Regions from separate parts of the Mus musculus genome. Here region 1 is linked to region 2. The links are chromatin loops, found by intact Hi-C in ENCODE. Cell type or tissue: left cerebral cortex. All regions are shown on one strand. Each heading gives the region's core, and the rest is flanking DNA. Links, peaks and the distances in the headings are about the cores only. Region 1 has its middle 270 kb from the start of Gm5636. Region 2 has its middle 540 kb from the start of Gm5636.

Evidence for each region. A loop is a pair of places that touch in the nucleus more often than their neighbours do. Peaks named below come from ENCODE experiments on the same cell type or tissue, not always from the same donor. Only the 100,000 strongest peaks of a DNase experiment are listed, where the experiment ranks them.
Region 1: a loop joins it to region 2, with 2.6 times the contacts of the local background. A loop is called at or near these places in 2 of 42 quality-filtered maps.

Annotation. Positions count from the first base shown.
Region 1 is chrX:47,153,322-47,169,922 of GRCm38, forward strand. No RefSeq gene overlaps it. Among named protein-coding and RNA genes, the nearest start is that of Gm5636, 270 kb to the right of the region's middle. In left cerebral cortex, for the core only: no CTCF peak of the experiment used is centred there; DNase peaks (open chromatin) are centred at 4,358, 4,600 and 5,919; H3K27ac peaks cover 650 bases.
Region 2 is chrX:46,886,490-46,903,090 of GRCm38, forward strand. No RefSeq gene overlaps it. Among named protein-coding and RNA genes, the nearest start is that of Gm5636, 540 kb to the right of the region's middle. In left cerebral cortex, for the core only: no CTCF peak of the experiment used is centred there; a DNase peak (open chromatin) is centred at 10,300.

The sequences.
Region 1 (16,601 bases), core at 3,820-8,819, 260 kb after region 2:
TGCTCATGGAGGATTAGCATAGTAAAAATGGCCATCTTACCAAAGGCAATCTAAAAATGTAATGAAATCCCCACAAAATTCCAGGACAATTATTTACAGGCCTTTAAGTCAGAGTTCTCAAATTTATGTTTAAAAAACAAAACAAAACAACAAAAACAAAAACAAAACAAAACAAAACAAAACAAAACCAGGAGAGCTAAAACAATCCTATTCAATAAAAGAACTTCTGGAAGTATTACATTCCTGATTTCAAGCTATACTACAGAGCCTGGCAAGACTACCAGTGGAGGGAGGGAGTCATCAACTGACCCACAGACTTTCAACTCAAAATTTTCCCTGCCTACAAGATGTGCAAGGATAAAGATGGAACAGAGATTGAGGAAATGACCAACCAATGAATTTGCCTGGCCCAACTTGAGACCCAGCCCATGGGAGAGAGACAACCCCCAACACTATTAATGATGCTCTGCTCTGCTTGCAGACAGGAGCTTAGCATAACTGTCTCCTGAGAGGCTTCATCCAACAGCAGATGGAAATAGATGCAGAGACCCACAGCCAAATACCAAACATCAGGTGGAGCTCAGGGAGTCTTGAGAACACATAGGGGATAGAATTGCAGGAGCCAGAGGGTTCAAGGACACCACAAGAAGACCTACAGAGTCAACTAGTCTGGGTGCATGGGGACTCACAGAGACTGAACCACTAACCAAAGAGCATGAGTGGACTGGACTTACCAACCACCCCTACACACACACACACACACACACACACACACACACACACACACACACCACGTATGTAGCAGATATGTAGCTTGGTCTTTATATGTGTCCAGAAAAAGTGGACCCTGGGCTGTCTTAGTCTTTGTTCCCTGCCATTGACTCCCTTCTCCTAAAGTGACCGCCTGGATGGGCCTCAGTGTAAAAAGTAATTAATCCTGCAAGAACTGGATGTCCCAATGTGGGGTGGTATCCAAGGGTAGGTGTCTTCTTCTCTGAGGAGTATGGGAGGGGTAATGAGGGGAGGTTTTTGTAAGGATGGGATTGGGAGGAGATGAGGGACAGGGGACCTTGATTGGGATATAAAGTGAATAAGTAAGTAAATGAATAAAAAAGAAAAAAGAAAATCTGAGTAATTTCTCTAATGATAATTTATCTCTTAGAAGATTTTTGTTTTGCGTTTTGAGACCACATCTCACATGTAGCTCAGGCTGAACAGAAATTCACTATGTAGCTTAGACTGGACTTAAACATCTAGAAATTCTCTTTCTTCACTCTCCCAAATACTAAGATTATAGGTAAGAGCTTACCCAGCTGTTAAAACAAAACAAAACAAAACAAAACAAAACAAAACAAAACAAAACATCATGAAATCTGCACTCAGTTGAATGGAACTAGGAAAAAAATATTCTGAGTGAAGTAACCTTGGATTGGGTAATCCAAGGAAGATAAAAAGTTATATGTGTTCATTTGTGAGAGGATATTAGCCTTTAAGAAAATGAAAATCAAGCTACGATCCATAGACCCAGTGGCTGAAATTATGGAGGGGATATTTGAGGGGGAAGTGGTGTGGAATCCTAGTACAGTGAAAACTTCCTGGAATCTATGAAGCTGAACTTAATGAAGACTCCTAATAATGGTGGATATGAAGTCTCAAAAACATAAGGAAAGAAAAAAGGAAAGAAAAAATAGATTATGAGTTACCACACTCGGCTTGAATCATAATGTAAGAGCACAAACCCAAAACGACATTGTCCAAGTATATGATCTAAAGTCACAATTAATCAATTTCTAAAATATAAATTTATTATGCCATATATTAAAATAAATTCAATTCCATGAGCTACTCCAAGTTCTACGTGAGAGAATAACAAAGACCTGATGATCCAGGGCTTGGTAGATTATTGTGTTCCATACTTAATGCCATCCTAGCAAAGCTGGGCTGCTCTTCTCAAGTAAAAATGTTCAGCTTCCACCCAAAGGAGCTGCTGTACTCTACTATCAGCTACAACTTCCACCCTCCAGGAAATTTGTAGTGACTTTGGCATTGTTCTTACTTTACAAGGAATACTGTCAGCACTGTGCTGAGTTCATATACACACTGAGAGCTGCATAGCCACTTAATATGTTATCAACCTCTACACTCATTATCTCCCCTTTGGACATTGGGAAATAATAGTTAAAGCATAGGTGTCTGTTTAGACAGAAAGAAAACACGTGATTCAGTCTACTATTTAATGTGAAAGGGGCAAGGTGACATGTAAGAGACTAAGAAGACATAGGGAGTGATGGGATCTTACAGAAATGCATCTGCATCCAGAACTGAGAATTTAAATTTCTAGAAGCAGGTTACACTTGCCTTAAAAGCTAGACATTGTAGTTGTAAAGACCCAAGCCTGGAAACCTGGATGCCCAGTCTCTAGTATCTTCATGACCAATCAGTGTGGGTTTTAGTAGTAAAAGTAAGGTACTTTGACTATAAGCAAGCAATAAGCACTGAGCTATCTGATCAATTAGGGTAAAGGTTATGAACACAAAATAAGCATCAAAGTATGTTAGAGATACCCTGGTTTTAAAACAAACAAAAGGACATCATTGCTTTTGCTGTTAACTTTAGGGACAACTTCCATATGGGTCTGCTAATTGTGAAGATAGGCAAGGTAAGCATGGGTAGAAAGAGGAGTGATTATACTCACACAAACAATGTCTATTACCTGGCATAGCTTAAGAATGGCCTCAGATAATATGACATTACCAAATCAATCCGTGATGGAGATTATGGAACAACCCGAAGCCAATGAAAAACAATGGTTCCAAATGCCCTCAGAGTATATAGATGTGGCCATCCACTACACATACACAACACACAACTTGGGCAAAAGAATGAGGTAACTAGCTTAGGTGGCAGAAATTGCAAGAGGTTAGGAACAATATATCATCAACTCTTGTCACCACTTCTAATGCTATATAGGTCAAAGAATAATTCATAGTTTAAATGAAGATGAAAGACTAAGTGGACATGGGGAGTGAAATTATACTGTCTTTAATATGAGAACAAATTGTTCCAGGATAAAACCTTAGAAAGAATAACAGAAAGTGTATACCCTCCTGTGAAAGAAATGCTCTTATCAAGCAAAAGGAACAATCTACTTAGCAAGTGTACATTGACAAGCCTTTCAAAGCATCCCTTAGTACTGAGCCATAGGATTCATCTGCTCATCTCCATTTCCAGAATACAAAACCACAGGCTATCACAAAGAGAGTAAGTGAGGATTGAGATGTGGTGAGGTCTGAGGTCATACTTGGAACATCACAACTAGACATTAGAAGAGAATCTTAGAAAGTGTTCAGAAGTGGACCTCAAAGCTCAAGACTTCCTGAAGAATGGGACACAATAAAGACCTTATTTGCCAGGGATAAAAAAATGCTATGTTTATATACACACAGACTTATAGAAGCTTCATTTTCTCTGTTCTTTGCATTGTTCCCAACATAAATGGGAAGCCTCAGAGTCACTAATTTCTACATTGCCTTTGAGTAGTAATCTGACACAAAGCTCAAAGCCTTTACTTGTCCCAGGAAATCAGTAAGTAGGAACAATCTCCTGACATTATATGAATTATGTACTGCAGAGATGATAGTTAAGGTCTCAATTGTGAGTTTCTATTATAAATACTTTATATTATTAGCAAATCTGCCAATGGTTCTAATGAAATGTCAAACAACTGCCAAATGTCCAGCCTATTTCCAATTTCTAGTCTTTCCTTTTACAGCTTTGATGTGGCAAAAATATTTCTTTCCTCTTAAATGGCTAACTGTGTAGAGAGATATTTTGGTAATAGACATCTACTCTAATTTTAAAAGAAATTTAGATAAACAGAACAAACAAAGAAGCTTGGGCATCCCAATTAGATAGCTTTCTATAAAGATCATGGCTTTCATGGTAGACTTATTTTTATAAAATGTTAAGATTAGCAGAAAAATCAAGCTGTCCCTTTGACTACATTTTCTCCTCTTGTCTCGGGCTTATGAATTAGAGCTCCTATTTTCGGCAGATTTGAAAATAGGATGTGGGTATTAGAAAAGATGCCATGGTTTTTCTTCTTGAACCATTTGAAAAGAAGTGCTGAGGAAGGCATCATTTTTAGTGTGCTCTTCTAGCAACTTGGGAAGAATTTGACTGCTTTATTGCTTGTGAACACACAGACCCCAGGGCCCTATATTCTTAGAATAAAATGAGCTTTGGGATGTCAAGAGCCTCCATGGAGGCCCCTTTTATTGCTTACAAACTTCCTGTGTGATTAAGCTCCATCCCAGACTTCTGCAGTTAGGTTGCACAGGCCCCACATCTGCATATCTGCTAGCCAATTTCCTGTCTTCTAACTTAGGAGTTCTCACATAAGTGCTCAAATATGGAGGTTTTATTCTGTTAAGAACAGAATTGTAGAGCTGACATACAGAATCTATTATAACACACACCTTAAGTCCCGACACAATAGTCCTTTAAAAATGCTTTCACTTTTCATTGAAGGCGGTTGTGACTTTAGATTTTCTTTTCTTCCCCTTCTTCTGGATATGTTCTATATTCTACTCTAAGGACAGAAAAAAGTGGAAATCATGTTCTACTTCAAAGGAAGGAAAGTGAAACAGGATGTGGGGGAGGTGTGGGAAGCCTGTACTTTTCTTATACAGACATCTGGCTGCTACAAAAAAAAAATCTACAGTTTTTTTAAAAGAAAGAAAAACTTTTATGTTCTACATTAATTTCTGTTAAGTCAAATCAAGAGCTACTTAGCTTCTCTGATGGAAGCAATAAATATACCAGTACATTTTTAAAAAGGTTTTAATGATGAAAACACTAACTAAATTTAATTGAAGGATACTAGAATCTAACTAATATGGTTATTTGTTAATAAGTATAACCAAAGAGTTCCTGATATGATTGAAATTTACATTTAAATGGTCAGTTCTCCTTCCTCTAAACACCTTGCATCTTTTGTACTGTATCTATATCATAATTTAGTTACTATCTGAAAGAATAATCAATCTACCCATCTATGCCACAGATTTTACTACTTATGGTACAACTGCTACATGTGCACATCCATATATATATACATATATATATGTATGTATGTATATATATATATATATATATATGTATGTATACACACATATGTATGTGTGTGTGATGTGTGTGTATATATGCATATATATGGTGTATAATATAATACAATAAAATATAATATATACACATATAAAACAAGTTCTAATTCTTTCAAAATTGATGGCTTATAGTACCCTAGAAGATCCCATCCCTTCTACCACTTGGGCATCAGGGTAGTCACTGAGGTCTAGGGCATTTCTGGATGAGAATGTCTTCTTTCTCAGACAGAAGAATTAAGTCAAGAGTCATCTACACTAACTTTAAAGAAGCCATTTTACAGACTGGAAAACTTTCCCAACCAGGGCTACAGACAAGAGACTGTCTTATCTGTAGAGAGCAGATGGGGTCCTGAGTCAATACATATTATTGATGTGGACACTGCCATGCGAATGATATCAATGCCTCAGACCCATGGGAATGCCAAACCTTCCCTCGATGAAGCTCAGGGAAAGCTTTCCATGGTCTAAGTAGCAAAGACTTTCCCTGGTCTAAGTTTGCTTGTTTACAAACAATTAACCACAGTGTATAGAACATAGTAATGATTCTCCCTCTCCATGAAGGGAACACGACATTGTTCCTCTGCCGAGACCTCCTCCTGAGAGTAACTAGCTCTTCCTCTCCCCTCTGTGTTGTATATAATAAGTTCTTTGAGATTGTAGGTTGATTAGTAAGTTCCTTCTATCAGAACAAGTGCAGCTTACCCAATCCCAGAATTTTAATATCTGCATCAGTTGGTTCTTCACTGTCTGTTTTTCCTTCATTCCTTCTTCAGTCCAATCAGATCAATCTGTGTAAGATGAGTCACATGTTCTAGAATAGCATATAGCTTACAAATGTGGGAGGACAGTACTATTTTAATAAAGTTTCACCACTCCTATAGTCAATGGATTTTGAGCTCCTACACTTTGCCAGCTCCCTGGTCTATTTCTCTGTATTGTAGTATTCTGCTTCTTAATGAATTTTCTCTATTTTTCAATATCCATGTGTCTGATACTTTTATCCTAGACACAAGAATCCAGAAATTCAACTAAGTACCCTCTGAGCTGCAATCCAATTCTAAAAAAAATCTCAGATACTGACTTCAATTCTTATAACTTTAGAAAAAAAGCTCTGATAAGGGTTCATAATATCCTTCATATTCCTAATTATGCTTACCCTATCACCCACATTTTAAACTACTCCTTCTCCTTTGAAACTTTTGCACTTCATGTTTACTCCTTTACCATCTGCTCCTTTGACTCTAGTCTTTTGCTCCTTTCCTTCTACATAGCCCTTAAAGGAGATTTTATGCCAATGCTCAGTCTTTTTCCTTATACATTTGTAGTCTTTCATTAGATAATGTCGTCTACTCTTCATCAAGTAGAATGTTATCATCTACTTACCTGTTACATTTGTTGCTAAGTTAGTCTCCAGAAAGATCAGCAAATAGATATTCCAGAGACATATAAACTGAAAAGCATGTCCAGATCAAAAACCTCCTTCCCCAGATCCCTTCATCTCCAGAAAATCCAACCACCTTCTGATAATCATATTTTGGTAGGAAACATTACCATAGCATGCTAATAATTATTGACTATATCACTGATAAAAATCACACTATTAACAGAGTAATTTCCATAGTTGTATTGTATTCTACCCTTCCACTGTTTCTCTTCCATGCTTTAATTTTATAGATAACCCTGTGTTCTCCCTAGTCTATTAACTTTTGCCCTGCCTCTACTTTGTAACCCATACGATATCTCTTCTAATGGTTTTTAAGACAATATATTTGATCCCTTCTCTCACTAAGATTCAAAATCATAGACTGGAGATGTAGCTTGTTGGTAGAAATTTTACTCAGTATTGTGAGGGCCTATGTTAATATCTATTAAAGAAAAATAAAAAGTCCAAGAAAAACAGATTCTTGTTGCCTACAGATTTTTTTAAAAAAAGAGCTTAGTGAACAGGAAGCATGTCTCAAATCACTTGCTTAGCACATAATAAACATTATATCTTACATAAATCAATTTTCATTCCATTTATGTAAAGCTGTTATAATGATTGTTCCCATTTTATAGTTGAGGATACCAAATCCCACAGAGAAAGATTCTATAAATTCCCAATGCCACATAGCTGGCAAGTAGTACAGCAAAAACTATATCTTGTTCTTTCTGAACTAGAAATGACAAACTTTTCAACCCATCTTCTTGCCTAATGTGTTTGTAACATCATTTCTATGCTTCTAGCATATTCCTAGGCATCTAGCTACCTCGAATTATTCAGCATTTCTCAAGAACAACACAAGCCTATCTTTGTTGCTTCTGTGTCATGGTATTCATCCTGCCTGGTGTTGAAGTTAGTCCTTGGTTCTTTCTCCCAGCCCCATGCTCCCAGAAATAAGACTTAAACTCAAAATATATTTACAAATACCTTGGTTGTATAGCTAGGCTCTTCTCTGATTAGATGTAACTTAAAGTGTTCTATTTATTCCTGCCAACACTCTGCCATGTGGCTGATTACCTGTACTCAGATGCTGTGTCCATTTAGGCACAGCTAAATTTAGGCCAATATCTGTGCCTCATTCTATCTCAGAATTCTTTCCCCTCTTATATGTCCCATCTTCATTTCCTGCCTAAACTACAGGCCAAAGGCTTTTTAATTGAAGGCTGATACATCCATACAATATACAAGATATTCTCTCTACAGTCTAGAGTGCTGTTTTTCCATAGAATGGACTTGCTGAAAGTCTACTTCTTCTTCTAGATGTAACACAGATATGACCATTGTGTAGCCCTGTTCAATTTCCCCACTTAAATCTCTTCCTCTTGTATGGAAACAATGCCCTTTGTACATGCAACAGAATAGAAACTCAGTCATGACAGATTCTTTGATTTTACCCCTACTTTACTTGTTCACTATAGTCTAGCATGGTGCTTGACACAGAAAGACAAACAACAAATTTGTTGAATAAATGAAGAAGTAATTAACAATCTCTCTCATAGCTCATAGAATCTTGCACTGAAGTTACATGACACACTCATGTTTTCTTAAGCTTCTTAAGGTAGAATCACATTTTTACGTTGCATATTCATTGTTCCCAATGCAACATTTGACTCACAATATGCATATATTAAATCCTTATTGTGTTATCTTTCTATCACTATAGCGATGGCACAAACAAATTAAAAGGAGTAGTATTTTGTTTTGCTTCCTAGCTTCAGAAGTTTCAGTCCTTTGTTGTCTGGATCCACTGTTTTTAAATTTATGGTGAGACAGAACATCATGGTGCCAAGTGAGAGTGTTAAATCAGGATTGATCAAGGTGATATGAAAATATAAAAGGAAAACAAACTCTACAGAAGCACATTGTCCTTTAATCAGAGCCATGAAGGATAGCAGTCTCTCTGTGGGAGCACAGACTGTGCACTGAGGCACAGGAGGGTTGGGAATTTAAAGGGCAGAAAATGCAACATTAGTGGAAGTTTCCATTTACAGATCTGTTTCTAGACAATCTCAAAGTTGTAAATACCTAAGGGGGTTTGGTATGTTTATCATCTATCTCATCAGGAACTTCTAGAATCCTAACTGCCTGCAGTAAATGTTATCAGCATGTCAACATTCCTGTCCAGAGTTTTTGAGCTCACCTGTTGCTTTTCAGTCATTAGCCCTTTGGTCCAGACCCTGGGAGTATAAAAAGGGAAAAGGACGCTGTGTTCATCTGTATTCTTCCTATTGAGTCATGTTTTTAAGGTCTGTCCTCAGGATCTAAGGGGGCATATGTCACATTGACTTCATGTAGCAGGAGAGTTTTGCCTTTACTGACTCTTGTGGATCATGAAAGTGCCATCATGTGCTCCTGGGGAAACTTTTGAAAACAATTAACTAGGCAGGTGCTATAGAGAGTAAGATGAGATCACAGACTCAGGGCCCACTGGAGACTACCCACGGAAGCTATTGTCCTACTATGGACCAGCCTTCCTTTGTTTCCAAATATTTGTATAATTCTGATTCCAGGTCTTGGAGATTTTTGGCAGCATCTCAGACAATTCTTAATTGATTGATATAGAAGCGGCATTCCTCTTGGGTAAAGTGGCATGCTCCATCTTTTTCTGACAATAGGAGCTCTATGGTCCACCTATTTTGGAGAAAGACACCTGTGAGGGAATCTGTTTGTTTTTGAAGAGTGTTGATGGTAGGCTGCTATATAAGCTGGAAAATTGAAAGGTGCCTTTGATAACTGTTGAAAATAGTAAGTAGAGGTTGATAACCCTGATGTCCCTTAAGCAGATAAGCTGCCTAATATAGCCAGAATGGGCAGGAATTGTAGAGCTCTCTTTGGTCATGGATCCAATGCATTCTTAGCTCATTGAATATAGTACATTGAATAGAATGCATCCGGGCAACTGAAACTGGTTAGTCCTAAGAATCTGTATATCAGGATATTGAAAGACTAACGTGCAGATTTCTGACCAATTATCTGGAAGACATATATATGTAGCTGAGACAAAAATAAAGAAGACTCCTGAGTTGTGGCAGAATGAAGTGAGTGTGTTAAGAGGTAGGGAATGATTTTATTGATTATAGACTAGTATATTTGGAAAATGATTTCATTTTGCAATATATGATATTCTCCAGCCAGGAGAGGCACTTGAAGGGGTTGCTAGTGGGAAGGAGTGTTTGAAGTGTCTTGGTTCTGTGTATACTTACCTGGAAATTAGGTTGACAGTTAAATTTTATAGTCATTAGTAGGGAAGTCAGAGATTGATAGGGCCCAAAAATTTAGGGTGTATTCTTTAGCAGGACAGCATATTCAGGGTGGGATGGCAGAAGCATTATAGTAAGTCAATGTTATCATGAAGGGATAAGTGAGGGTCCTACAGCGAAACATCATGTGATATGCAGAGAATCTATGAGGACAGGAAGTTCCATTTTTCATTATGATGTTTCAGGTCACCAGAGAACTTGGCATCTAAGGAGAGGTCTGTATTTAAAGAATCATTAGAATGCTGAAACTTGATTTCTTTATAGAGTAAAACCAAGAGATTGCCCAGGAGGTAGAGAAGGAAGAGTAGAATTGGAAGACACAGAGAGAAGCAAATGAAAGGAAGTGCTGTCAATAAATGCAGGCTCCCATATAGTATGGGACAAGGATTTATATTGTGTCTTGAGAGGCCAGTGTTATTTTTTTGGAGATGAGTTGGATCAAAATGTGAAAAATGCCAGTAGCATTAATATGTTGGCCAAGACCAATAACTTGTCATTCAGGATTTTGGAAATGATGATGATGGAAAGGTGATGGAAAAAAAGCTGTAAAAAACAGAGCCTTCTTGAGAAGTCTATTATGAATACATATAGGGACTGGGAAAGGGTTGGTATTATATAAAGAGGGGTGTGGATCTATAAAAGTGATATAGAGTCACAGTATGGGACAACCCGGGAGCACTGGAATAAATGAAATTGGTTTCCCTTAAGTGATGGTGACTTCAATTTAGGAGATGTATACATTTCTATCCCTTGAAATTTAAGGAGAGATGTATAGGGAAAATTATCTTCTCCAGGGAAGAGTACACCAAAAAGTTAGCTAATTACAAATGTCAGCCTTGAAAACTGAGCCGGCTATATTTAGTACTATATGTGTATGTGTATGTATATGTATGTAACATCAATTAGTGAAAAAATACAATAAATTTGAAAAAAGAATAAGGAGTATGAGGTAGAGTTTTGATGGAGGGAAGTAAAGAGACAAATGATATAAATATATTATAATCTCAAAAATAAAAGAAAAATAACAGTGTCCATGGAGGGATCATAACTAGGGCAAGAACATGGAAGATACAGAGAGGTTATGACCCGTGAAAATGAAATTTTAATTTGGGTAATTAGATATCATAGTTATATCTTGATAACAGTCCCAGCCCAAGGTCTGTCACTTACCCAAGTGAAATTATCATCCATCCCTGCCCCTTGCTTCTTACTACCTTCTCACTACTCTTAAGTGAGTGTCCTGATAAATTAACTTTGGTTAAACAACTAGAGATAGAGGGATACCCTAACAGAGGTGAAGAAAAGGTGGCAGTGTATGAAGTCAAGAATTGTTAAACAAGCAAGGCAAAAGAACTCTAAAGAGAAAATTTTCCTTCTGGGTCTAGTCTTTTGGGAAGCAGAAGTCTAATCCAAATATCAGGAATGATACACTAAAGTAGTTTAACAACCCAACAGAGGGTTATAGAGCACCATGAGCACTGCAGTAGGTAAACAGGAGACAATAGAGAACTAATGTAATCTTGGCTGACAATGCTCCCTCCAGGAACCAACAGCCACATAACAAAACCCCTAATACCAAGCATAAGAAGCCCATGAGTTGTTGATCAGGGTTGTCCAAGGGATACCCAAAACATTATAGGCTGTCATTATTGCTCTTTGTTGACCACATGAATAGAATGGAAGTTCCTATTTTTTAAGCCACCTTGTACTTCAGACACAGGTCCAAGAGGCCCCTGATCTGGAACTGATCTGAGTGCCTTCTACATAAGAACTAGCTTTCACAGTATGAGCTTGCAAAGAAAGAAAGCAACAGTCCTAGGTATGACAATAACTATGTTCATAAAACAACAACCAGATGACCTGATAACCTTAAGGGTGTAGTAATGGCATGCATACCTTTGATGGTAATGAACAACTCTCTAGTTACACTTAACACATGATCAATCAGAGGGAAATGATGCCTCAAATAGAAACCTAGCCAGCTATCCAGGGCTAGTAAAATCATGGATCTTGGACAACAACTTACAACCACTACTTTATTAAACTAGCATATTCCCTAAGTACATTTCAAACATTTGTTACTGAGACAGCATAATCCCTAATTAATTTCCAAACATTTGTCTTTATACTCACAGATATGAATGGGGATCTTACCTCTCATCAAGGAAATTGTACTTTGCAGCATATGAAGACCATTATAGAAAACTCTAACAAATAAAAATGCTGAGTTGTGGAGCCCACTCCCAATGGATACATCTACAAAACAACCCCTGTGCCTAAGGCTCAGGGAACATTGATGAATAAGAATATTTATTAGAAAATGTCAAATAAAATTGTTTTTAGAAGAAAAAAAAAGATTGTAAGAGTAAGACAAATGGGATATTCAGTGTAGGACTCTGTCTCCCAGTAATATCAGAAATTACACCCATAAAGTTTTACTGGAGGGATTGACTAAACATGAGGTGAACTCAGACAGTTTCAATAAACATACCAAAGTGGATTGGGGAAATCCCATCATGCCTCAACTCCACACAACAAATAATAGGCAAGCGATGAATGCTGCAAGTGGGAGGAAAAGGCTTACTCACAGAAAAACTAATTATCCAATAACACATGGTCAGTCCCCAAAACATGCATACAAGCAACTTTATATAGGCTGAGCAGATTCTATTTAGGAATATATAAGTACACATATGTGAAAAAACAATTAATGGAAAAAGAAAGCCTTGTATTTGGAAGAGCCAGGAGTGGTATGTGAGAGGATTTGGAGTGAGGAAGTGATGTGAATATAATATAATTTCAAAACTAAAGAGAAAAAAATATTTTATTAAATTGTATTTGAAGGAATTTTAGCATGACTTCAAATGAGAGTGTGAGGGTGATAGGGTAAAACTGGTGAATGATAATAGGTATGAGCCTAGGGTGATGGTAATGTCTACCCCAGGTTAATGCCAGTTACCATGATGCATGAGGTTTTACTTCATTCCTTCTAGAAAGTGAGGAGAAAGAATGATGCCCCATGTCTAGGATAAAGGAGAATTCTTGCCCAGGTAATGTCTCTGGTACCAAAAGATTCCTGAATAAGTCAGAAGTAGGCAGGACTGAGGATTGTGAACCATGACTCTCGGCTATGGTAGTTGTAGCATGGAGTTGGAAGGCAGATGAATGGACTGTCACAAGGGCATCCTTGACCACAAGATGGTCAGGCTCAAGTGGGAGGCTTGCATTGGTATAGGCCTTAGGCCAGTGGCCCTTTTGGTTATATCTGAAACAGGGTCTGTTGGAGATATCTCTCTGGAGGAAACTCTGTGTTCATGACAGGGTGTGCAGTGGACAAGCTGAGGACAGGAACTGGAAATGGTCATTCTGATCGCTTAAGTCTTACCATCATTGTCTTTTTTCTTTCTTATCCTGTTACCCTATCTACTATTAAATGCATTCAATGCTGTATCTAAGGGGTCCTCTTGCATATCTTGGAGACTTTTTTAACTGACTGAGTTTAGATCAGATGTCTGAGGAAGATTGGCTAATAAACTGAACATGGAGAAAAAAGATCCCAGAAAGGGAATCACAAAAAGAGGGTCCTAGCTGGAGTGGTTTCAGCTAGATTGGTATATTTAGTTACAGTTTCAATGAAATGGACCAAGAATAGCGATGGATTTTCATTAAAACCTTGCATGAAATATTTGGCCTAAGTTGACAGTGAGGTGGGAAATTTTCTTGCATACCCTCTAAAAGGCATGTGATCATCAGATTAAGCCGGGCAGAAACATCCCCCCCAGGGAGCTGGTAATTCCAGCAGGGAATTGTGGCTGAAACTGTCTCCTCTGCAGAAATGCTATAGCTATATCTAAAGTTTATAAATGATCTGCATGGGCCAGAGTGGAATGCCAGATGTGTTCTAATTTGGGTCTTGGATGAGAGTAAAAATTAGTATATAGTATGTCATGTCACATTAAGTGGTACATTTTGGACAAATTGTTTTCTAAAATGAAGGACCCTAATCTTTCTGTTCCTGTCCAAAAAGGCAAAAGGGACCTGGTTTTCTGGAAGGTCTGTCATATCCTGAAATCGCTGTTGGGAGAAGCATGAGTAGAGGTATTGAAAAGGGGACCTGTGCATATGGGAGTGTGTACAAGGAGAGGAGAATGGGGGTAAGGATGTGGTGTGGGACATGGTTCAGAGAAGCAAGGGGTGGGAGACAGGACTTTTAGAAGAATGGGTGAGAGTAGGGTGGAGGTATGTAGTAATGAAAGGGGACAACATAGGAATTGAAATGTGGGCATTAGGGTATTGGGGTTAAGAGGTAGAGGTGGACCATTTGCGAGAGTAGGGGCATGGTTCATCAGCAGGATGGAAATTGGAGAAAGTAGAAAGAAGAAAGTGAGCTGGTAAGTTGTGGGGTGTGAAAAGATTATTTGGAGAGAGACTGTAGGAGTAGTAATGTCTGATAGGTGGTTAAGGTTTGACAGAAGGAATGGCATGCCCAAAGGGTAAATAAATCTTGAACATAGGGAACCTCCAAGTTATCTAAGTCCAGTGAGAATTTGTAAGTCAACAGTACAGAATTCAGGCAAGGTGTGAACCTTGTATAATTGATATTAGGGTGAGACCTGAACAGAAAGCTGCATAAGTGGCAGATCTGGTGTCAAGAAACCTAAAGTTTTGAGATTGATTTTAGGCATGCCAAAAAGTGGATTTAGGCATAGACAATTTGGAACCCAAATAATAAGTCAAGAGAATGGGGACTAAAGTTGTACCCCAAGTCATTGCTAGGGTTAGGACAGCAGTCAGAAGAGCAAGCCTTATTTGCTGGAGAAATTATTTCCTTGTGAAATCAGGCAGCAAAAGCCAAGGTGCTCTGGAGTTCTGGATTCGCTCCAAAAGTTGACCAGACCCTACCTTCTCAGTGAGTTTGTGGTGGGTGCACTCCTGCAGACTAACAGTAAAGAGCCTCTCTTCTTGGAGTTCAGTAAATAGCCATAAAGGCTGAAAAAAAATCCAGATATTTCAGTCTGTGCCTGGCACATGGTTAGATTTTTCATAAGCCCATAAAGTAGCCAAGGTTTAGGTGGGATGGGTGTCAGAAAAGGGGAGAACAGCAAGTGAAAGAAGAGAGGCGAAATCAACCCTAGGGGAAAGACTGTGGTAAGAAACTCCAAAACCCCTCCTGGGTTTTGGCACCAACTTTTAAACCAAGATTGGTCTAGGTGATGGGAAAATAAAAGAAAGAGGAGACTGACCTTGACAGGAGCAGATTGTCCTTTTTATAAGAATCAGGAAGGGTTTAGTCCCTGGGACCTAAGTACACATGGCTCTAGCTTCATATGTAGCAGAGGATGGCCCTATCTGGCATCAGTGGAAGGAGAGGTGACTGATACTGTGAAGGCTCAATGCCCCAGTGTAGGGGAATGCTAGGGCAGTGAGGTTGGAGTGGGGCTTGTGTGGGAGAGCACCCTCTAAAAGCAAGGGGAATGGGGATAGGAAAGGAGGGGAAACAGGAAAGGAGATAACATTTTAAATTTAAATAAATAAAATATCCAATAAAAATAAGAAAAAACAAGAATCAGGAAGTCTCTCAGTTGGAGTAAAGACTGTGCAGGGAAGTGAAGTGGGCTTGAGAGTTTTATAGGACAAAACAGGCAATTTGTGGGGTGGAAGTTTTCATGTACAGATCTAGTCCCCTACAGTTGCAACTTTGTAAATAGCAACACAATAGAAATTGGTATATGCTGTTCTTACTACTACATCCCACTTACTGTCTGCCTCCCAGTCACCCTCTCCCACAATCCTCCCCTTCTCCTCTGAGAAGGTGGAAGACACCCTGTGTATCCTCACATCCTGGCACATCAAGTCTCTGTGGGACTAGGCTTATTCTCTCCCACTGAGACAAGAGCAGGCAGCTCAGCTAGCAGACATATCCCACAGACAGGAAACAGCTTTTGGAATAGACCCCGTTCCAGTTGTTAGGGACCCACATGAAGGCCAAGCTGCCCATCTGCTACCCCCTACATATGTAGCAGATTTATTTTTCTAATTAAGAGATATTAACATTTTTGCCTCAGCTTCAGATTTTTTGTTCTTTAAAATACAGCATTTTCTAGGCTCTTTGACAAGTAAATGTTTACATATAATATAATTGCATTATATTCATCCCCTAACTCCTCCTAGGTCCAGCTGTAAACTTTCTACCTCTCCAACCATGCCAATTTGTGGCCTCTTGCTACTACAAACCATGCACAACTTGTGCATTCATGGATACATCCACAGGAATGTGCTCACTCTACTGAGTCCATACCCTAAAAGAAAATTAACTCTCCTTACCTCTGAAGCTAACAATTGTCAATAGCTCCTCAGTTCAGGTTTGGGGTTCATGAGCTCCTCCGTACTCCATGATAGAATGTTGATCCTATTAATATTGTATAGGACTTGTGCAGGTAGGCACAGCTGCTGTGAGCTCCAGTGCAGTTCTATCATGTCCAGAAGATACTGTTTTGTTTTTCTTGTCTCCCTGATCTCTGGAGATGCTCTTACAGATGTTCTGCTTTCTCTTTTGGACTAGCACTGATTCTTGGGAGAACAAGGGGTGTTGTTAATCCTGAGATTTTCAAGGGAAAAACCAGTTCCACTATTGTGAGATAAATTTGAAACAAGCTTTAATTAAGTATTTTTTAAAGATTTTTTTTCTTTTTC
Region 2 (16,601 bases), core at 7,344-12,343:
TCACAGTCACCCATTAGACAGAGTACAGGGTCCCCAACGAAGGAGCTAGAGAAAGTACCCAAGGAGCTGAAGGGGTTTGCAGCCCTCTAGGAGGAACAACAATATGAACTAACCAGTACCCTCAGAGCTCTATAGGACTAAACCGTCAATCAAAGAAAACACATGGAGGGACTCATCTAGCTGCATATGTAGCAGAGGATAGCCTAGTCCATCATCAATGGGAGGAGAGGTCCTTGGTCCTGTGAAGGTTCTATGTACCAGTATAAGGGAATGCATGGGCCAGGAAGCTGGAGTAGGTGGGTTGGTGAGCAGAGGGAGGGAGGAAAGGATACGGGATTTTAGGAGGGGAAACTAGGAAAGGAGATAACATTTGAAATGTAAATAAAGAAAATATTAGTTCATACTTCATATTGCTTCAAAGGGCTAGTGGAAAAAGATTCTGGGAAAGGTATAACTCAACGTTGAGAACTTCATCTTTATAAAATGTCCCAATTTCATATATATTATAAGGTATCCCCTTGTATACCCTTCTCTGTCTCAAAATGCCCCCTCTTCTTTCCAACAAATCCCTTCCTACTTCCATTGCTTTATTTATTGATTTTTTGGTAATTCACTATATTCTATTAGAGTTGTTTGCATGAACATTGGTTGAGTCTTATTTACTTGAGCAAGAGCTACTTACCAGTGATTAAATCACTAAGGCTTATGACTCCTTTCCCCCTAAGCAACTTTCTACCTGTCTGTAGAAAGTCAAGGAGGGGTGAGTCCTTATGCGCTCCTCCCCTCCTTGTGAAGGAATTCACTCTTGTGCAGGTCTTGTGTGAGTAACTACTTGCTACTGCTTCAGGGGTACCACAGTTACACTATCTACAGCTGATACCATTCACAGCCCTCCTTCCCATTCTCAAACACATATATAAATTTCAATATTTCCATCTTCTCTTCCATAATGACCTTGGAGAATATATAGATGTTCTCTTTAGAACTGAGCTTTCAGTGGTCACGTAATTTCAATATTTTGCCCATTTATGAGTCTCTCCATTAATGACTGCTACTGCAAAATGAAGTTTCTCTAAGAGCAAGAGAGATGGATCACTGACTAAGAGCACTTACTGCTCTTCTTGAAGATTTGGGACCCATTGCTCTCTTCTGTCCTCTGTGGGCACTGCACACCTATGGAGCATGTACATCCATGAATGCAAATCTTATGCTCATAAAATGCAAATAAATTCATCTTTTAGAAAGCAATTTGCTTTGACCAATGTTTAGACGATCACTAACATATGTGTATAAATAAAAACACCTAAAAAGCAGTCTGACACTATGTATACTTTAGCCTCATCATTGTGTGTGTGTGTGTGTGTGTGTGTGTGTGTGTGTGTGTGTGTTGTGTTTGTGCATGTGAAAAGTAAAGCTAGTTCCCTAAAGCACTAGCTTTCTTTCCTTACATTACTACTTCACTGACTCTCCCACATGTCCTAAGTAACATCTTATCTTACAAGGCACTTTTCTATGTTTGAAATATGAGATACTTGGGGATTTTATTAACCACAATAAAACAACTTAACATTTTTATTCTTTTCTAATTATTTTATAGAAGATAATATGTTTTATGTTCTATAGAGACAAGTTCATTACTGGTATTGTTCATAGAACAGCTGTGAGTGATGAAGGAGGTGGGTTCTTGAACTCTATCCTAGAACTACCGAAGTGAGAAGCTTCGAAAATGAAAATTTCATACTTTCATCTTCTACAAGTTCTTCAAGAGGTTCTGATGCTTAATGAAGTCCAATGTTTTGAATGTTCTTGAACATACTGTAGTTGCTCTAGAATATTCTTCCTTGATATCTACGTAGAAATTCCACACATGCCTTAAGGCTGAACTCAAATATGAACTCTGTCATAAAAGTCCTCCAGTTTAGTTTTCTGTCACTTAAGCAAATATTATCTCTCCTATTTCTATGAGTATAGAGTAGAGTAAAGGAAAATGTTACCACTGGAGTATAAGGGACTATACAATAGCTATAGGAAAATAACTAATCAGCTCTAATCTTATTCAGCAGCCTTTATTTTAGAACAGCAGAATCAGACTTATGAGGCTGTATTAGGTTTTAGTTACTTCCATCAGATACTTGAGAAAAACAATTAAAAAAAGACAGGGTTTGTTTTGCTCATGGCTTCATACCTTTACCTTGTCCCAAGGAAAGGCAAAACATTGTAGCTAAAAGTATTCATTAGACCAAAACTGCTGTCCTAATAAAAGACAGAAAGAAAGAGAAGGAAGACAAAGATGAAATGAAGAGCAGAAGGAAGAAGAGGCAGCGGAGTAGGAATCAGAGGAGGGAAGAAAGAAGGGAGAGTATGAGTCCTCCTATCAGGACCCAAGCCTTAATAACCCATTCAGATATGAATTAATCATAGACTAGTCCCTTGAAGTGGTCAGCATTCTCAACATCTAATCACTTCTAGTAGCACCATTAGGCAAGGATAAAGTCTTCAATATATGTGATTTGTTGAGCATATATATCTCTATCAAAACAGGTTTTCTTAATTTCTAAAACATTCCAGACTAAAGAAAATCCTAGGAGTTATAACGCATTTTGTTTGCCCATACTATATGAAAGTCTAAGAGAATTTTATCAAGGTTATCTGCATAGAAACTCTCTGAACTAACTAGGTCATTGCCACACACCCCCACTTCTGGATTTTTTTTTCATTTTTTATTAGGTATTTTCTTCATTTACATTTCCAATGCTATCCCAAAAGTCCCCCATGCCCCACCACTCCCCTACCCATCCACTCCCACTTCTTGGCCTGGCGTTCCCCTGTACTGAGGCATATAAAGTTTGCAAGACCAAGGGGCCTCTCTTTCCACTGATGGCCGACTAGGCCATCTTCTGATACATATGCAGCTAGAGACACAAGCTCTGGGGGGGTACTGGTTAGTTCATATTGTTGTTCCACCTATACGGTTGCAGATCCCTTTAGCTCCTTGGGTACTTTCTCTAGCTCCTCCACTGGGGACCCTGTGATCCACAGAAGCAAAAACTTCTGTGTTTGTTAGGCCCTGTCATAGCCTCACAAGAGACAGATGTATCAGGGTCCTTTCAGTAAAATCTTGCTAGTGTATGCAATGGTGTCAGCATTTGGATTTTCTTTAACATACACTGTTGGTCCTAGTGTCTAACATACTGAATTAGATTATCACAGGACATAGTCTATGATATTTTTCCTACTTTCATTTATGGTGGATAATGTCATCTCATTATACTCATCGACTGTTATTAGGAGAAAATATACAGCAGAAAAAAACCCTAAAATTATACTTGCACATGTGAAAAAGTTACAAAATGAGAATGTACAAGGACAAAATTTCAAAGAAAAGGTATAGAGAAATATTTATATAATAAAGTATGGTTATGAAAAAATCATAGCCAATGTGTACTAAATAAAGAAAAAATAATGAGCAATTACACATGTATGTTAGGAAGCCTGGAAACTATCTAGGCATATGTGTCAAAATATTTAAAATACCTGTAAAACAGAAGAAACTTTTAAAATACCATTAAACCAGAAGAAATTAGGAGGAAAAATGGTAAAAACAGCATCAAGAACCTGTATATCAAAACAAAGAGCTGTGGAAAGTGAGGACATGACTGTCCCAACATATGGTGTAGGAGAAGAGTTTTATGGTAGATATGAGTAAGAATACAGCCATAGGCATTTGGAAGAGTCTAGAGTAGGAAGAGAAAGTTGTAGACTAAACATGGCCAGCAGATTACACTAGGAAATAAGAGGAGAGAGAGGGTGAGAGCAAGAGAGGGGGACCAAGAGAGGGAGACAAAAAGACAGATGACCAAGAGAACACATGGACATGGCAGGATTATATAGAAAAGAGAAACTGAGGAAATCAAGGAAGCCCATGAGCTGGAAACAGAGTAGGGGGCAGGATGAGAAGAACATAGATGATTTAAGAGGTCAGCCTGTGGTATGGTACGCTAATAGACACCACAGACACCAGTTTATCTTTCTTTGGAACTTGACATGAGTGGCATTTTAAAAAGTAGTGAAATTGGATTTGGAAAGATGGTTCAGTGGTTGAGAAAACATGCTCCTCTTACTAAGGTCCTGCATCCAGTGCCAAGCAGTCATTTGGAAGCTCACATTCATCTATAACTATAGTTCCAAGGTACACAACCACATCTGCATCCATAAGCACACAATCACATGCAAATGCACACACACACACACACATACACATACACACACACACACACTCACTCACTCACAAAAATAAATAGCCAGGATTGCAAAAGAGGATACAACTATTTCAGGCATTTAAAGTAAGTAAGGGTAATATGACAGTTGTTTTTTCATTAAGTTAGAAAATGTAGATGAGATAAAAATTAATAATATTTAAGACCTTGATAATGTCCATGATATGTTTGCTCATGGTCACTCTAAGTCTTTTTGGTTTTGATATTTCAAAAAAGGGTTGCTCTGTGTAACAAAGCCCTGGCTGTCCTTGATTCACTCTATAGACCAGGCTGGCCTCAAACTCATGGAGATCTGCTTGCATCTGCCTCTCTAGTGTTGGGAATAAAGGTGCATGCCACCACAGCTGGCATTAAATTCATTTTAAGTCTGGGTCAGAGTAACTTAAGATTGCATTGGGCCACCTACAACTCACTGGTTGATTCAGTCACTTCCCTTCTTATCTCTAGGTTGCTATTATAAGTTTATTGTCATGGCTAGCACACACAAAATATATTCAGATGCTGATTTTTTACTAATGAGTCATCATTGGGAGAGGACACAGAATCCCTCAGTTTTATACCTTGGAACATCCATACCCATTTCATAATGGCTATTCTGATATCATATAGGTTTTCCTCTAAAAAATGAGAAGGGTATATATGAGATAATTTACCTGACTTTCATTTTTTCATTTGTATACCTATTACATAATTTTGTTACTATACATATACATATATATACATATATATATGTATATATATATATATTTACCAGTGTGTTTATCAGCATCACCATCCTTATTCATAATCCCCTTTCTTCCTGACCATCACAATGCTAACTAGTATCACTGATTCCTCACTGATCAAAAATTTTAAATGTTAAAGTTACAAATGATGACACATGGCTTGCAAAGACATATAAAGAAGAATTAAGGTTTTTTTTTTAATTCAATGGTTCCTAAATTCTTTAAAGTGAAGCTGTATATTAAAATGCGATGGTTTGGGCTGGGGCTGGAGCACAGTATTACAGTGGTTGCATAGCAATGGGTAAAATCCTTGGTTTGACCTACAGTACTGAAAAAAAAAAATTACCATTGATGAATTGGCTGTGGGTGGTTTGCATGGAAAAGTATTTATTTAGCTAAACATTTTTTGTTATTATTGTATAATTATGCCACATATGCCTTAATTCCTAATCTGCTTATAAAAATGTATATTCAAGGAAGAAAAAAATCTACAGTATTTACCAGATATAACAATTGCCTATTTTTCTACAAAGGTACACTTGGATTTGTGCTTTTTTAATAATAAAATAACATTGTAACATGCTCTGGGAACCAGCTATTTAAAGGAACCCCATGGTGAATCCTTCTGTAATGTGAAAAAAAATTCCCTTGATTTATTTGTTGCATAAATCCAGATTTTCATATTGGAGTTCACCTGCTGAGAAGAACTGTTCTCCCCATTGTCTAGGTTCTCTTGGCTGGCCTTCTGTTCAATATGTGACCTTCTCACAATTCTGTGATTTAGGTGCAACTATTTAGAGAAGTAAACAAGTAGCATTGCATGCTAACAAGGGGTGATTAGATTGAAGGGCTGCCAGAAACCAGCAGGACAAAAGATAAAAGAGCCTAAGCCTCTATGTAGAAGAGAATCAAAGGACAATACAGGAGGTTGAAAAGCAAAACCACTTCATAACAGTGAGAACTATACAGACATATATCTATAAGGTACAAGAGGCCTAGACTTGAGCTGCTCTTTATTACCAAATCAAAGAAAGACTTAGAAAATGAGGCAGGGTCAATAGTTTCCTCAATGGCAAGGTGAGCTTGGGAAAAGTCTATCTTCTGAACTGGAGAATGAACACAGAATTAGGAAATGGAGACCCTTTTCATGACCAAGAATAGTTGAGCAACACAATTAAAATCCATATACCTAGTAGAATAAAACATGAAACAGTGGTTTGTAAAGAGAATAAGATCCCAAATAAGGCACAAATGTAAAGACACCAATTAGATTTCACAGATTATGTATATTCCATCATAAATTGGTAATCTTAGCATCCCTCTTTGTCTTTGATTCCTACTATTTCTAATTTATTCTCAATACAATACTTACTTAAATTTCACAAAATAGAGCAGGAGATGTGGCTCAGCACGTAAAATTCTTGCCATCTAAGCATGAATGCCTCAGTTTGGATCCCTAGATCCCACGTAAAGCTGGATGTGGAAGGGAAAGAGAATCACTGGAAGCTCAGAGGACATGTAGCCCAGCCTGCATAGTGGCAAATAACAACTGATCTTGTCTCAAGCAAGGTGGAAGGTGAGGACCAACACCCACGGTTGTCTCCTGTGCACAGTGATACATGCATACTTGTACTTATAAATACAAACATGCACAAATATATACATACATCATGCATCATGAATCATATATCACACACACACACATGGGAAAAAACTTGAAATATAATAATAAGCCATGACTCATTTTTCCATAAATTTAATGGTGCAAATTACTTTTGTACACCTTCTACCTGCCCAGAACTATAGAGGACACAAAGATGAATCAACAATAACCCCCAATATAGATGAGATAATAATCTATAAATTAAATAGTGTATGCAAAATGACCCCAATTTGAAGAACAAGCCAAAATCCAATAGATTTCAAAGTCCTAGAAAATTTCCCCAGTTATTTTTAATTAATCACAACAGTTCATCATAAGACAAATGCATAATTCATAGAATTTTAATTTTCTTAAATGACAGGATTATATATCAAACCAATCCATCTGAGAGACGGCTAGAGTCCAGTATCACATTCTCAGGCACAGTCAAGATCAGGGGAATACATGAATCAGACAAAGGTATTAAAAGCATCTTATATTCAGAAGCCAAAGTATTCATTCACACATAGGGAAAAAATAAATGTAGAAAACTAATGCCTTGTTAGTCAAGTATAATGCCCTCTTAAAGATACTCCTTTGCCCCATATAATCATGGTATAGCAATAATAAAAAACCTGCATAGATAGAAACATATTTTTTTCAATAATACTCTCATGTTTCCATCTATTTTTTTAACCTGGAATTGATATTAGATGAGTTAACCATGAGAGTTACCTGGTTCTACTCTTTTGATCAACCTTAGAAAATTTCCATGACCCTCAAAACATTTTTGTTTGCCTGGACACATTTTTTTCAATGTGTATTATGCACCTGACATTTTTGTTGTTCTATTTATTCACCTGAATCATATTTATAACCATTTCTGGGCAAAAAAAAAATTCATTTGTTAAAACAGTGTTTTTTTTTTTTTAAATCCAAACACTATTTGAGGGATGGAATTTTTTTTTTTTACCCAAAACAATGGTGACACTAAAGGGCCAAGAGGGACTACTGTGATGCTGACCTGGTGGAAGAGAGCTGTGTGCACAAAGCTTTTGGCTCTGCATTCTTCTCAGTGCCTTAGTGGCTTCCTAAGGGTTTACAGAGTTTTCAGGCAAACAGTTATCTTTCCAACTATTACTGCATCAAGGTAAATTCATTATATTAATAACTGGAGAAAATCCTCAGAGAAGGAATAATATATTTTTAAAATTTGACACTTAATTGGATAAAAAAGTAAAACCAACACAATCTGAATTAGAAAAAAATACGAAAAATAGGCCAAGTTATATTTACTATATAAGAACTAACTATAAGTCTGTAGCCATGGGTCTTTCTATGCCTGCCCCAGTTTCCAAGTAATGTCATAAGCTTTTGGCCTTATAGCTAGGCATTGTTTCCCACTAGCTCATAATTCAATTATCTCTTTTATATCTAATCTAAGTTCTGCACATGACTGATGACCTCTCCTAAGATTCTTATGTCTGACTTCAGCCCCATCTCCATGGCAAATTTCCCACTTCTGACTGTCTCCGAGACTTCCTTTCTATGCTGGATATCCTACTTTACTATCATGTCTTTTGCTATAGGTCATAGGCACTTTATTTTAGCCAAACATAAGGTGCATTAAGCATGCAAGGAAAGACAGAAACATATCATACAGTATACAAAAAGATCACTCCAATACAAATCTATTAAAATTATTTTATTTTTGTTTAGTTTCATTGGACATGTATATCTAGAAATTCATCCAGTTCATTTAGATTTTCCAGTTTGATAGAACACTGAGTTTTTTCAAGACTTCCATACATGTGCATGTTTATTGATAGCTTACTTAAATATAAAATTATGTTATATATAAAATTTCAAGATTTATATTTATATATTGAATATATATGTATATATATAAATACACCCACACCCACACACATATATATGTGTGTGGGTATGTGTGTTAATGGGTGTGGATTTGTGTATTCGTGTGTGTGTGTATGTATGTATGTATTTTAGGGAGTGTCAACATTAGTAGATATGCATATGACTTTTTCAAAAGATCTTTAGTGTTAATTATTCCTCCCTACCATTCCCTCTTTTATCATGCTTTCTCATCACCCAATTTCTAAAATATATTCGTCAGACTTTCTGAGTTTCTTCAATATTTGCTGCCATGTCTTAATTTTCTACTCTAATTTTTATTAAATCCAGATTCTTTCTGTCTTTAGGTTAATTTGACCAAAAATGTATCACTCTCATTAAATCGGTTTGTTCTTTTTTGCCAAGCCTTTCACATGCATCATTAAGATATGAACTTGACATTTCTCAGGATTTTTGTTGGAGGCACTTAGTGCTATAAGTACTCTCTTCGTTGTGTTCCTTATACCTTAGCATATGATATTTTCATTCAATCCTAGGAATTTTAAACCTTCCTTCTTAATTTTTACCTTTGATGACTTTCATTCAAATATTGTGTTGTTTGCTTCCTATGAGGTGATATGGTTTCTGTAGTTTTGGTTGCTGTCAATACACATGTTTATTTCAGATGGTTCGAGCAAACACAGTATGTCATTTCAATTTTACTCTATTTGTTGGTACTTTCTTTGTGGTCTAATATGAAGCAGATTTGGATAAAGTTACATATTCTGCCAAGAATGAGAGATAAACAGTATTTAAAACCTCCCTACTTTAAAGAAAAATAAAACTTGGTATTAAGTGCAAATTTCTACCAGACTTTCAAAAATAGAAAGGGAGGGAGCATTTAAAAATTATTTCCAAAATCATTAATACCATGATACCCCAACTAAAGGCCAAATAAATCAAGAAACTTATGACAATGTCTTTGATTATCATGAACTCAAACATTCTCAATAACTTACATTCAAAATGAGTTGAAGAACACAATAAAAAGATTATCTACCACAATCAAGTACTGTTCATACCAGAGATACAGGTATGTTTCAACATATATCAAACAATAAATGTAATCCACTATATAAACAAATGAAAAGACAGAAATCATGTAATCATCTCATTAGAAACAGAGAAGACTATTGGCAAAATCTAACATAACTTAATGATAAAAGTCCTGCAGAATCTTCGAATATAGGGGGTATATTTCAACATAATAAAAGCAATTTACAGCAAGCCTAAAACTCACATTGTATTAAACAAAACTCAAAGCTTTACTAAAACAGAAAGACAAGGAAGACCATTCTTGACCCTCCAGTTCAAAACAATACTTGAAGATTTAGAACAATATGGTGAGGGAAAGAGATAAAGGGGATTCAATTAGGAAAAAAGAAGTCAAAGTAGACTCTTTTTTTTTTTTTTGCAACTGTTATGATTTTATATAACAGATCCTAAAGATTTCACCAGAAAAAAAATCCTAATGCTGATAAATTCACTCATAAAAATACCATGGTACAAAAATGCACAGAATCAGTAGAGTTTCTGTACACAAATGACAAACATACTGAGAATGAAATCCATAGTACCTCATAAACAGAATGTGCTGTGGAACTCCTCTAATGCCAGCACTAGAGAGAGAAGAGATATAGTACAAACTGAGGAGGAGGAGGAGGAGGAGGCTAAGAAGAGAAGGAAAACCACTAAAGTTTTATGTGACTCATATAAGAACATTTGAAAAAGCAACTGCCTCCTCACCCAAATTGTAACTATAAAAGTCCATTGGCCTGAAAAGGATGGCTTATTCTAATTCTGAATTCCCTTTTATCTGTCATTTTGGCATTTGGGGAAGAAAGGAAACAGGGACTCCCATTGTGCTTTCCTGTGAGTGTGTCTCTATGAGCCTGGGAAAGAAAATCTTAGAGGAAAATTTGAAAACAGAGTAACTTACCTAAAAAAAAATAAATCTCTGTCTAGGCATTGACCTATCATTTATCTCTCCAAATCACATTCCCATTTATCTCTGCTTAGGTATATGCCCTCTCTAGTTTGTGGGAGACTCTTGCATCTTTTTCTTCATCTCCCAGAGAAAGTATTACTTCTCAATGAAACAAAGCTCCTATTTTCCCTTTTGTGTTAGCTTAATTTTAGGGAGATTTTGAACATTCTTCCCTAGGAGAGCTTTTTGATGACTTCCATTTATGCCACTATATTACAGCATTTTGTAACACGTTACTTTACCATGACATTGTCAAGCACAGGCCATGCCTAAAGAGCAATGATATAAAGGAAACATTACTTTTCTGTTTTCTTAAAATCTGTGAGCCAGGCATGGTGGCACATGCCTTTAATCCCAGCACTTGGGAGGCAGAGGCATGCAGATTTCTGAGTTTTAGGCCAGCCTGGTCTACAGAGTGAGTTCCAGGACAGCCAGGGCTACATAGAGAAACGCTGTCTCCAAAAACAAAACAAAAAAAAAAAAAAACAAAACAAAAAAAACAAAAACAAAAAAAAATCTGGGGATCTCAAAATTTTAGACTCTTTCTGAAAATGTTTGTAGAACTGTTTTCTGCTTTATCACAGGAGTTCACAGAGAACATATGTATTTATAGTGGTTGAATTAAGTAATATTTTACAGCAACTGGAAATATATTAATCAAACAGAGGGAATGAATTTACTTGATCAATTGCAGCACATAGGGTTCAAAAAGTTGTAGATAATTCACCTAACATGTATAAATGCTTAAACCACTAGTTTTGAACCCTAGCACCAAAATAAAAATAACATGAAAAATTAGGGACAGTGAAATGGCTTAGAAGATAAAGGCACTTGCTATAAAGCCTGATAACCTGACAGAGCCTTTATTCTGCTCTGACAGACATCTCTGGAGCTGGCCCTCTGCTTACAACACTTTTTTCAGCATTCTTGTCTTTTCCAGACTCTACCACAACAAACCAATAAGCTCTGTTTACAGCATTTGAGGGCTTTGGTACACCACCACTGAATACTCTTCTATATTCTATCTCCAAATAAATTCCAAAGACCTGTGGACCACATAATCGAGTTTATCACAGCAATGAGTAAGTATCGATTTTCCATATTAGTCAGTTGTCTCTTCACTGTGAGAAAATACATGACAAAAACAACTTACAGTAGGGGGGCTTGGTTTGGCTCACAGTTGGAGGAGCCAATCCACTGTGGTAGAGAAGTCATAGCTGCAGGAACTTGAAGCAGATAATTACAGCATGTTCACAGTAAAGAAGAAGATATTCCCAGAGATGAATTTCCATGGCGATTCTTAATCTTAATAAGTTAGCAATCAAGATTAACCTTTACACCGTATTAAATATATTAGCAAAGAATTTGACAGTAGTGCCCCATTAATACTAGCTCACAGTGTTGAAAACTAATATTAAGGTTTACAGTCTATCCACAAAAGAATGTTGGAGACATTGAATAAAGCACACCCATGCATTAATGAAGTCCTTTAAACTCACATCCACCCTCTTCCAAATGCTTTCCCTCTTCAGGAAGCAGAAACAGATCACTGCTAGCAAAGGGGAAAGGGATATTTAATGGTCTACTGCATTTTCAGAGCTTTAGTAATGCTGATCAGTGTCACCAGGTTTATCCTGCATTTAGTACCATCTACAGTACAGGTTTTAAGCCAAATGAGCAATTCATCATCAAAAGGTTGGCTCCCTAATGAGAAGGAAGAAGTATTCAAAATAGCACACACACACACACACACACACACACACACACACACACACACACACACACTATTTATTATATATAAATATATATTTGTGATATTTTGAATTATCTCTATTTTATAAAATATCCTCTAATAAAAAATGAATGAGCATTCAAAATATAATAAGTTAGGCTAAGAGTCAACGTAAACAGTGCTAAATTTATTACTACGAGAAGCAAATGTATGCAGATGGCCTGGCAAAAGGGAAGGGAAGGGAGGTGTTAGCAGCCTGGAGTGACTTGGAAGTCAGCAAACAAGGAAGGGGCTAATTGGAAAGGGGTCATTTCAGGGATTTACTCTGCTGGCAGGAAGCCATGAAATATGGCCCTAACCTTAATTTTGTGTTCCTTATGATTACATTCACTGGGTAGGTAAATCTGCAAAGAGACAAACTGTTTCTTTCAGCTAAATTAGGATAGAAGTGAGGCCTCAGGTCACGGGCTAATACAATTTTTCTGTAAACAGCTCAACAGTAAAGATTTTATCCATTGTAGATTATGACATTATGTAATTTCTTAATCCCTTCCACATATAAGTGCCACAATCAAAACTTTCCAAGACAGTGTATCTGTACTTTATGGTTCAAATGAAAAGAATATCCAAAGCCCATAGGGCAGCTTCCAACTATCACTCTATTCCTAGAGGGTTCAATGTCATAGTCTGACACCATGCATACATGGTGACAAAACACTCCACACATAAAATTTTAAAAAAAATAAAATAATAGATACAATTTGACCAGACGTCTCCTGAGAAATGATTATCTCTGAGGAACGGTGATATCTGGTTCTTACTAGAGCCACAAAGAAAGAGAAGTTCGAGTAACTGAGAGAAGTTACTCAGAAAACAACCTAAAGTCAAAACCGCAAGCACATTTCACTTACGAATATTGATAGACCTTATGTTTTGTACTTAAATGCAAACAGTGTTGGCTATTTTAAAATTCTGTGTATCCAACTTCCTAAAACTACAAAATGTTTGATAAATGTAACTATTTCAAGTCTCACAATCCCAGAGAAGTACCAGCACTTCAGAGGTAGAGGCAGCAGGACCACAATTTCAGGATTATCCTACAGGAAGCCTTGCTTCGAAAGAAATAACATCTAAAAAATAAAAGAATATTTTTGGATATTACAGAATACATGTCAAAATAAAGATGAGATTATTTCACAAAGTCCATACATATACACACATGTTTGTGTGCACGTATTTGTGTGTGGGAAGTGTGTGTAGGTTCATTTTCGCTGAAGATCTTGGAGTCAGAATAGCAATACTACTAACACTCTCTCAAATATTTGAATCCATTTGGCAAGGTCAGTCAGAAATTTGAATGACTATAACACATAACTAAGTAATTGCTCTGTCAAACTTTTCTGAATAACGTTTGAGAAACTTATTGAAATTCTCAATATTTAAAGATGCAGCATGTTTACTTCATATATATAGGGAATTATTAAATTCAAATAAATTGGCATACTCAACTCTTCTCATAGACACTGACTTTGGGTGTAATAATAGCACATAAAGTTTTCTATATTAAATATATTATAGTATATGAATAATTGTGGATTTCATAGTGTGTATTGTCTAGTACTATTTCATTGTCCAAAACTATAGCACTGTACTCTTTGTACTACATTTCCGTACTCATTTCTCTCCCCTTGCTCCTGAGAATGAGCATATGACTATCTGATCTTATGAGTTCAACTCTTTTACACTGCACACGCACTGGAGATTGGGTTTTTATTTCTTTCTCCGTCTGGGTTATTTCATTTAGTATAACAAACCTGCTTAATGCAAATGTCTACCATGGACTTCGATCTGCAAAAAGAAGGCTGTGAGTGGAGCTTCCCTGTTTCACTAAGGATAAGCTGATGTCTATTTAGTTCCCATATAATTTTATTTTTAGATTGTCTCTTTTATGTATTGCATAGAAATAGATAGAAATGGAGAAAAGGGGTTATTTCACTTGCCAAGAAAAGAAAAGCGGGGTGACATTTTATTAGGGAAAGGCAGAATCATAGGAACATCTGCAGCATCATTGGAGTCACATGCAGCAAAAATCAGATCTACACTAGGATTTGAAAAACCTTCTATTATCTCATATGTTATTGTGAAAAACCTTCAGAAATGGATAATACCATGGCTTGCTGGCATCAATGGGGCAATTTCATTCAAGCCAGCTGGTTTTTTCCTAGCAGCACCTGCAAAATTACATTGAATTGACCAAAAGACTATCCCAAATTATTAACAATGCCCCAGGGGACACAAACAGTGCCTTAGAATGGTTTCAAATAAAAAAAAAAAAGATAATATGATCCAGCCATCCTATTTTAGTTAATTTCACCACTCATAATGGCTACTAAGTGCCAACTGAAAGACTGTATCTTTTAGTTAGTATTTCTGTAGTTTATGAGATCCTATAGTCAGAAGCAGATAATGTTCCATAGTACTTGCTATGTATTGAATATAAAGAAAGCATATTATATATCTTGAGCATGAGTATTGAACTGAAATATAAAATGAATTATTTACTGGAATGATAACAAGAACCCAAGTGATCATGATAGTTTTGAGGAATCATACTGTCAAAGTTGGCCAGTGGATGGCCTTGGGATGGTGATACTGTTCCAGGCTTTGACATGGGCAAGTGATGTCAATATAATTTGCAAACAGCCTTAAAACTTAATGGCCACATTTAAACCCCACCAACTTACATAGAAGCTTGAAAGCTATCTCAAAATAATTATATGCCTCTTCATTTGCACTACTGGGGACAAGAAAGATTTATGACAGAGACTGAAAGATACACAAAGAGAAAAAGCAAAAGACTGAGAAATAATTAGCTGGCTTTGTTCTCAAGCAGGCCAGGGCTCCTTTACCATTAGTCATATAATATTGTATGTGGAAGGAGGAATGTCCAAAGCCTTAAGGAAAACTGGCAGCTATGTTTTTGAAGAAGAGGAAATGAAGCCATAAGGGCTATAAAATAAAAATAAATTAAACTATATATGTAAAATTAGAGGCAATAAATGCCCCACATGAGTAAGAAATACATCATTGACAGGGAACTTATACCACCAAGTCATCATTTCTATGCCCTTAATTATTAACAAATCGTCTGTATCTTCTACTGAGGCATCTTTAGAATTGTTACCTTTGGCTCTACATACTTGTGCTCCCCTATAGCAAATGTTTCTTATTTTTATTATTATTTTTGCTACTAAGATACAATACTTGAGAAAGTCAGTTCAGGGAAGAAGGATGTATTTTTCTTAGTTTCACAGGTTTCAGTTCATGGTCACTTGGTTCCATAGTTTCTATACCCATGTAGGCTAAGGTAGAAAATTACTGTGATTTGAATGAAAAATGTTAAACATAGGCTGCTCTCTACTTTGAGCCAGCCTCTGCTCCTGTTGACACGCCTTTTCTACCATGGTGGAAAGTATTTCCCTGATATCTCAGTATGAAGAAACCCTTCTTCCCTAGATTGCTTTTTTTTTTCATATATATTGTCATAGCAATGAGGCAAGTAATGAAGGCCTACAGCACTGTGAAACAAACCTGTAATCATTATGGTGGACAGGAAGCATTGGGAGAGGGAAAGTTTGGGAAGAAAATGTGCCCTACAAAGATATACCCTCACCAAGCCACTCTGTCACTTAGACCCCACCTTCCAGTTTCCACTATCTACCTATATGATAATTGTTTAACCCACCAATTTGATCAGACTTCAATATCTTCCCCAAATCTATATCTCTAAATAATGCATGAGAGACCAAGCCTTCAAGATATCAGCTTTAAGGGGATGCTATTGCATAAATTCACCATGTGTTATTTACTGTTCTCCTGTGAATAAACGTTTATTTTGCTTCCAGGTGTTTGTAATTAAAAATGACACTCTGTTAGAAGAAAGAATGATGAATAGTCAGGGAACAGAACATTAAGGTAATGAAACTAATCCATATAATATTATAGTCTGTATACATGTCATTGTATATTTGTCAAAACCCATAGCATATATCACGCCACAAGTTAGTCCTATTGTAAACTGTGGATTTTGATAAATAATAAAGTTTGAACACAAATTTATCAATGGTAAAAAAGGGACCCCTATCATATGTTTGTTAATAGCTGGGAAGTCTATGCATTTATATGTGTAGCTATCTCATATAAACTCTTTACTTTTGGATCCACCTTTCTGTGAACCAGAAAGAGATCTCTAGAATACTACATTTGTAAAACATTGTTGTTATGAATATTCATGCACTCTCTTAAAAGCCATTGAACACAGGAA